Linked DNA regions of Mus musculus: regions 2 and 3 are each linked to region 1. The links are chromatin loops, found by intact Hi-C in ENCODE. Cell type or tissue: heart. All regions are shown on one strand.

What was found. Hi-C counts contacts between places; a loop is a spot of excess contacts. Peaks named below come from ENCODE experiments on the same cell type or tissue, not always from the same donor. Only the 100,000 strongest peaks of a DNase experiment are listed, where the experiment ranks them.
Region 2: a loop joins it to region 1, with 12 times the contacts of the local background. A loop is called at or near these places in 22 of 42 quality-filtered maps.
Region 3: it touches region 1 in a loop (8-fold over the local background); 7 of 42 quality-filtered maps call a loop at or near these places.

Annotation. Positions count from the first base shown.
Region 1 is chr6:6,004,605-6,007,104 of GRCm38, forward strand. It overlaps Dync1i1 (dynein cytoplasmic 1 intermediate chain 1), which reads left to right. Exons shown (of 17, transcript NM_010063.4): 15 at 1,666-1,806. Among named protein-coding and RNA genes, the nearest start is that of 1700019G24Rik, 28 kb to the left of the region's middle. In heart, a CTCF peak has its summit at 1,208 (motif pointing right); a DNase peak (open chromatin) is centred at 1,307; H3K4me3 peaks cover 1,466 bases; H3K27ac peaks cover 1,036 bases.
Region 2 is chr6:6,884,037-6,886,536 of GRCm38, forward strand. No RefSeq gene overlaps it. Among named protein-coding and RNA genes, the nearest start is that of Dlx5, 3.2 kb to the left of the region's middle. In heart, a CTCF peak has its summit at 1,096 (motif pointing left); no DNase peak of the experiment used is centred here; H3K27me3 peaks cover 697 bases.
Region 3 is chr6:6,913,891-6,916,390 of GRCm38, forward strand. No RefSeq gene overlaps it. Among named protein-coding and RNA genes, the nearest start is that of Gm22155, 9.1 kb to the right of the region's middle. In heart, a CTCF peak has its summit at 1,464 (motif pointing left); no DNase peak of the experiment used is centred here.

The sequences.
Region 1 (2,500 bases):
AAATGTTTAGTTTGTTCCTTCTTGGTGTTTCAATGGTGGGTATTTTTTTCAAATTATATTTCCTCAGAAATACTTTTGAAGTTAAAAATATGACGCATCTATCTCTTTAAAAAACATCACACACAAACTCACACACACTCAAACACAAATACACACACACACACACACACTAGTTTATCTACAATCTGTGCTGCCCTAATCTATCTAAACTTTGTTTGCATCAAACCAGTTACTTTTACGCGTCAAGGAAATGCAAATAATGGAAGTTACAGTCACTCCCCTAACACGTCGGTGCATTCGGTTTCAGTTTAAGAACTGTGGGTTTGCACTGATTCTCGCCGCTCTAATCTCAGCCCATGTACTGTGGGCATCTCGCATTCACAAGCAGCACACATTGGCAGTTCTCGCTGATAACTTGGAGCGGATTCCCTACAGATGAGTTCTTTGAATATCCAAGGCAGAAAGGATTTGATTGTTACATTGTATGTTATCTTTTCTTGATCTTAAGGCCCTGGCCTGTGTAGACATTCCACAGAGCCTGAGAAGAGAGTGCAGACAGCTGACTGGAGGAAGAAGACAAAAATTCCCATTGTTTAGATTTCTGTCAGAGGATATAAGAATAGTTAATTTCTTTTATCTCTAGGGCTTTCATTATCATTTAAATTTCATTTTACATTAATTGATCAGGGATTAGTAAAGCCATTATGCAGAAATTAGAATAAGACAAGCCAGATGGAATGAATAATTCATAAAGTCCAATTACGTTTTATTTCTGGTGTACTTTCAAACTTGCCTCTGACTTCTGTGCTATTTTGATGTGACAATATTCGCTGGAAATCAAGTGTGCCATTTTAATTTATTATATCCCTCTGGAGTGGAGGCATTTGTATGCAGTGGAAAAATGCTCTGTGTTTCCCCTCAGAACATCAACTGTAGGGGTCTTGGAAATCCTTGGTGATTTAGAAAGGAAGTCATATTTTCTGTGTAAGTTCAGAGGTTCTAGAATGAGCCACATTGCTCCACTTGGTTCTGGCGAACTAACCCCATACAGGGAGGCTAAGGTCTTGAGTGGAGAGATTTCCACTTTTCTGTAAGAGCGCAAACCCGCATTTAAAGGTATTTGTCTCCTTCCCTCGCCGCACAAAAAGAGTTAAAATATGAATTTGGCCTGCAGTTGGACTGGAAGAAGCCATCGTTGCTGCAGCGACAAGGGAGGTCCACGAGGTGGCAGACGTTGCCTTCGGTGCAGAGCCAGGGTCGCCAGGGACCGCCCGGGCTTCGGAGCATGCCAGCAGGTCCAAGCCCCTCAGCCCACTGCTGGGTTCAGGCTCCCGCGACCTGCATGCACAGCTTGGCCTGGCAAGAATTCCGAGCTAATGGCAGTCGCGTCCACCTGTCTGGAATGTCGCTTACAACTGTGTCTGAAACCGCCTCGCTCCGCGGGTCCCGGCCCCGGCCCATTCAAAGTACACCCCACCCCCGGGGATTTATTTATGCCACTGGACAGTTGTAGTCACATTAAAGCTCCGGTTCACCTTCTCGAGGACTTTCATCTCGGGAAGTTTTATGACACTTGGTGAATGTGCAAAGTTTTTAATTAGGCTCTCTAGACAGCCCGAGGCGGCGGCAGCGCCACTAAGTCTTCACGGTCTCTCTGCTTTACAGCACAACAAGCCGCTCTACTCCTTTGAAGACAATGCAGACTATGTGTACGATGTCATGTGGTCCCCCGTGCATCCCGCGCTCTTTGCCTGCGTGGACGGGATGGGGCGCTTGGACCTCTGGAACCTCAACAGTGACACCGAGGTGAGCGACAGGCGCCCGGGCCCAGGGATGGGAAAGGGGGACCCGGGTCACTCTGCAGTCTGGTCCTTCGTGGGGGGGGGGGGAGCCTTTTGTGGACAGACCCTACAATTGCCTCTGGGTACAGTCCATTGCCCCCACTCTCAACCCCCAATTCTTGACTTCCCAGAAGGGAACCAACAGATGCATTGGCCAAAACTCCATGTCACTTCATCCCTAAACTGTACCAGATCTTAGACAGTTAACGACTCTGCCCCACACACATCTTTTCCCCCAACAGCACAAAGTGTGTTCACACTTTTCCCTAAGGGGAAGGACACATCGTGTTGAAATAACTTTATTGGCAGAGACTTGGAAAAGTAAGCTTTTGTGGGTGCTGTTTTTAGACTGGATTATTGAAATGAGGTTACTCTGTCAACGCTGGCTATTTGTACAATTTCTGTTTCGACTCCATTGAAGATGGTTCTCTACACTGCTTTCTGTTTAGTTCTACCATCCATTTGATTTATTGCTATGGAAATATTCCTTGTCTACAATATTGAACTCAAAGGCCATAGTGTCTAAGTTTATACATGTATGCAAAACTCAATTCGTCTTTAAAATGGGATTTTAACGTGTCACATTTAAAGTCATTCACAAGATAAAATAGGCATCTATTTAAAAAAAAAACAGTTGATAACAAAATGAATATTTTTGA
Region 2 (2,500 bases), 880 kb after region 1:
ATGGGGCCTTACAAATCAATGCCTTGAGCTGGTCAAAGTGTTCAGAGGTTATAAAAAAAAAAAGTGCAGAGAGATGGGTGATCCCATCACAGGCCCCAATTTTATTTACTATAAATTTAAATGTAATAACCAGGAGGAAAAAGGTCAGCATGGTCATTATCGCCAGAAGGAGTCTAATAGTTCTCTTAAACCTTGGTGAGAAGGCAGCTTCCCATGACCCTGATACTGGAAACTGCAGATATACTTCATGTTATATTGGTAAGATAATTCTACATCTTGCTAGCATTTACTCGCTGCTTCCTTTTCTCAGTGGAGATATGCATTTACACATATGGATGTACACACATACATTATTGCACATGTCTGTATATATTACACATATATACACATATACGCATGTAAAGATATATTACACACAAAAATGTATTTATGAACAATGAAATATATATATACATATATGAATAATGAAAAAGGATGGGTAAGGAGAAAAGAATGCGCCATCTCTACATATAACCTGAAGTGCTGAAAGACTGGCCTTTATGCAGATGTAAACCTGTTGTAGTAAGTCCAGTTCAGGGTGAAATCACCAACTTGGAGCCTCTTTGAAATTCACCAATCTCAACTTTCTTTATGGCTTTTCTGAGTTGAGTTTTGTCACTTTCCATCCTTTCCTTAAATACAGTCAAGTAAGGGCCACTATAGACAGCCTCGAGTCTGCTCACAATATGTAGTCCTGTTTCCTTTCACAAGGACACTCCCTGTGTTCTGTGTGCTGCAGGCCGAGCTACAAGTCTGGTCAGCACTTTTGGAGCCACACTTTGGGTTTTTTTCTGGCCAGGGATGTTAATTTTGTCAGTTCTGAGGAGGTGGATCTGACGCCATGGCTAGGGATAGTACACTAGTGCTTCTCAAATCCCAACTGACGCATCGGCGGAGAAAGGATCCCATAGTATCACAAATTCCTCCAGCAAAGCTCCCTGCTGAGACATGTAGGGAGCCTGTAATTTCTTTGGGTAGCTGAAGTTTGCAAAGGGCTTGTGGCGATGGGGGGGAAAAGACCCTAAAGAAGCGCAAGCCTTTACCACGAGCGCCACCCAGTGTCCGCCAGGAACAGTGTGGATTCAGCAAATGTCCCCAGCTCAGAATCACTCAGGCTGGTCTTGAAAGGCGGTCATGTTTTGTCTCAACTTCCAATAAACCCTTTTCTCCATACCACGCTTTTTCCTTTCTCTCTTACATAGTTGTGAGGCGATTGGAGGACGTTGAGAGTCATCCTCTTTCTAGACAATCTGAGGCAGCACTCCCCTTTCCATGCAAATGAGGGCCAGTCAGGCTTCTGCTGGAGAGTGGTGCCACTCTGAGTCAACAGCGTAAACCCCACGGAAGGCGAGTTTGTACGGGTATGCCATTTTATATATTTTATATATTCACTTATTTAGATGCAGAACCTCATGTATCCCAGGCTGGCCACGAACTTTCTGTGTAAAAAAGGATGGTGTGGTGCTGGCCATCTAACTCAGGGTTTGTGCTTGCCTCATCTGTCAGCTGAGCTACCCCTTCCCCAGTAGGTCAGATAAATTAATGGCAATATTAAGTCTTTTCCCTTTTCTGCTCCATCTGAAAATCTCTTTAAGTGGGAATAGAGCATCCCTTAACTTTGAGTGTGAGACTCACTTCAATGCACAAAAAAAATCTAAGGTTTTGTTTTTAAAGATGGGAACTTTATATTACATTTTACACAGCATTCAGATACAGGATTGCATAATATATGCTGGTGTTACACATGCACACTTGATGTAAGCAAGGCTGTCTTGGATATATATATATATATATATATATATATATATATACATACATATATATATACACACACACACACATATGTATATATATGTGTGTGTGTGTGTGTGTGTGTGTGTGTGTGTGTATGTGTGTATCAGGGTCACATCTGCTTTTTTTTATTAAAGTCTTGTGCTTTGTCTTTTTCTTTATTTGCCACGGAGAACTGCTAGCAGGGAAGGTCTCTGTTGTGTTTTTATTGATCATGATTCATGGAGGGCGTGTTTGTTTGTTTGTTTGTTTTTGTTTGAGACAGGGTTTTTCTGTGTAGCTCTGGCTGTTCTGAAACTTACTCTGTAGATCAGGCTGGCCTCAGTCTCAGAGATCTGCCTACTTCTGCCTCCCACATCCTGGGATCAAAGGTGTGTGGGCATGGATTGTGTATTTATTTATTTATTTATTTATTTATTTATTTATTTCACAGATCTCAAAAACAAGACTGATTGGGTCATGCGTTCTGTGAAGGCAGATCTGAGTAACCACTTTATTTCAATAACACCATAGCTATCTTTGAGATAGAGCACTATGATTGCATAATAACTTAGTAAGTTATTAAAGGAATAGCTCTACACTGTTCTGTATGATGGCCATGTGACTGCAGTTCTATGGATCGATATGATTAGATGAGAGTAGTGACTGGGAAAACTAAGGAACAAACTGC
Region 3 (2,500 bases), 910 kb after region 1:
CACTTTGAAGAGTATCTTAGAGTATCTTAGTATCTTAGAGTATGCAGAGTCTGGGCTCTCTTCCCAGCATGAGATTCCTGGGGATGGAGCTCAGGTCTTCAGGTTTGATGAGAAGCATCTTTATCTGCTGAGCCACCTAAAAGGCTTTATCTTACAGGATGTGATGGTTAATATGGGCTGCTCACTTGACAGGATGGTCCAGGAGCCAAGCCTCACGACGGCTGAGAGAGTTTATAGACTAGGTTAATTGGGGGGAAAAGACCCATGGGAGGTGAGCTGAGCGCTAGTGGTTGCTTCTGGATCTTGAGGATGGGTGCAGTGTGGTCAGCCTCTGTGTATTTCCAGGCCTGCCCCAGCGCAGTGGACTGTGTTTCCTGGACCTCTAAGCCAAAATAAATCCTTCCCATTTCCCTGCAAATTGTTTCTGTCAGAGCATTCTATTAGGGCAGTGGGAAGAGTAAGCAATATGGGAGAGTAGTGGGGAAAGAATTTTGGTTTAATAACATTTAGTTACTAGAGAAGATGGCTTTTAAATATTTCATAAGGTATGTTATACAGTGTTTATTTACAAAGAGTACATACTGTGCTACTTAAGAGCTTTTATTAGGTACCCAAACATGGTATTACAGGTTGTTATGTTCAGACCATAGTCTATAGTCTAAACATATAAAATAATTGAAATATTTAAAATATTTTTAATGGTGTGGTAATTAGGACTGTGTAAACACATAATAAAATGTGACTTGGGTTTTCAAGGTCTCCGTTGTAGTAAAAGCTGCATTATGAGACAGTCCCACAGAGGACTCAGGAATTCTACTGTAGCCATGAACCTGGGACACATGCAACTAAACCAAGTACCCCAAGTCAGAGCTGAACATATGAAATGTTTTCAGAAGTCATTTGCAAAGGGACTACTCCACAGTGGCAACATGGCCAAGAATACTGCTTAAAAAGCAAGAGCTCATTTCACACAGCCACAGAGAACACAGCACTTAAAAGAGGGTGCTTCTGTGACAAAAGTCAGGCTGGCCCTGGTGGTGCAAGCCTGTAATCACCACACACAGCACAGGTCCAAGGCCTGCCTGTGCTCCAGAGAAAGTTCAAGGGCAATCTCAGTCATTTAGTGAGCCACTGGCTCCAGATAAAAATCACAAAGAGGCAGAGGCTATTGTTCAGTGGTGGAGCCTAGGGTCTCAGTCTCTAGCACCAGGGGATAAAGGGGACAATTGGAACATACTAGTTTTAGACATCGTCACAAACCCTCAAGACGAGTGTCTTGAATTTGCCTTTTAGGAAGAATATGGATGTGTGTGTGTGGTGGCAGAGAGCAGGGGTGACAAGCATTTTGGCAGCAAGTATAATAAACTTACATTTCCCCCCCTTTTGATTTGAAGACTCTTCAAGCTCTCTGAATACTGTACTTCTAAACTTGAGGTAGCCTAGCAACAGTGACATCTAGTGGTCGTGCATACTGCATTCCCTCTCCTTTGAAGGGTCCCTTCAGAAAGAGTCCTATTAGAGTTAAGTGTTTAAAGGTGACACTACAAATATCCACCTTAAAACGGCTCCCCAGGATCTCCAGTGTGCTCCAAAGCCGTGAGGACTGGGACTCAGATGTTTAAGTCTGAGTATCTCTTTGACTTTTCTAAAAGTCTCCTTGTAGGATAGTCCAAAGAGGATAATTGGGCTCACACATTTAAAAGTACAAGTCTGACAGCCCAGCAGGATTTGTGAAGAGTAGAATGCTCTCAGCTGCTTCAAGCCGCTTTTGCCTTGTCCAGCCCCGCCCCCACGATCAGCACCAGAAGGCTACCACCAGGCAGATCTCCCCAAAGAGGAACTTGCATCCGTCTCTCAGCAGCTCCGAGACACCTCACCACACTAAGTTCCCTCACGCTTGTCTGGCTTTCAAGCCACCCTCAACTCATTTCTCTACTCCAGCCAAGTCCGTTTGCCCAGTGCCCTCTGGAACTCTCACCATTTCTCCACTCCTGGCTGTGTCCCTCTTCTCTTCTTTAACGCCCGTCTTCAAAGCTTGTTTTATCTTCATCTAGTCTATGGAGCCATATCTTACTCCCCAACTCTGTTGATTCACAATTGGTATAACACAATGAAGGGTGAAGCCGCTTTACTGATGTCTCATGCTGGTCTCATATGCTAGTGACTAAAAACTGCAAAATCAGAGATTGCTTTCGGTATTTTCATAAATACTAACAGTACAAACATGGAAAACATAATCTCTCCTAGGCAATCCTTAATTTGTTCTCAAGTTTCAGCAGAAAGGCTTAACTCTCTTTGTTTGACTAGCTTATGGACGATAGTTTTTGGTAACTGCTCCTATAATTTTAAACTGAAGTGAAAAGCCATATATCAGCTTGAGGTGTAAAAATTTATTCCTAAAAGATTCTCCAGGCATTACAAGACATTCTTTTACATACACTGGATACTCTATTACGGGGTAAATGACATGGAATAATATGGAATTCTTCTTTCATACCTG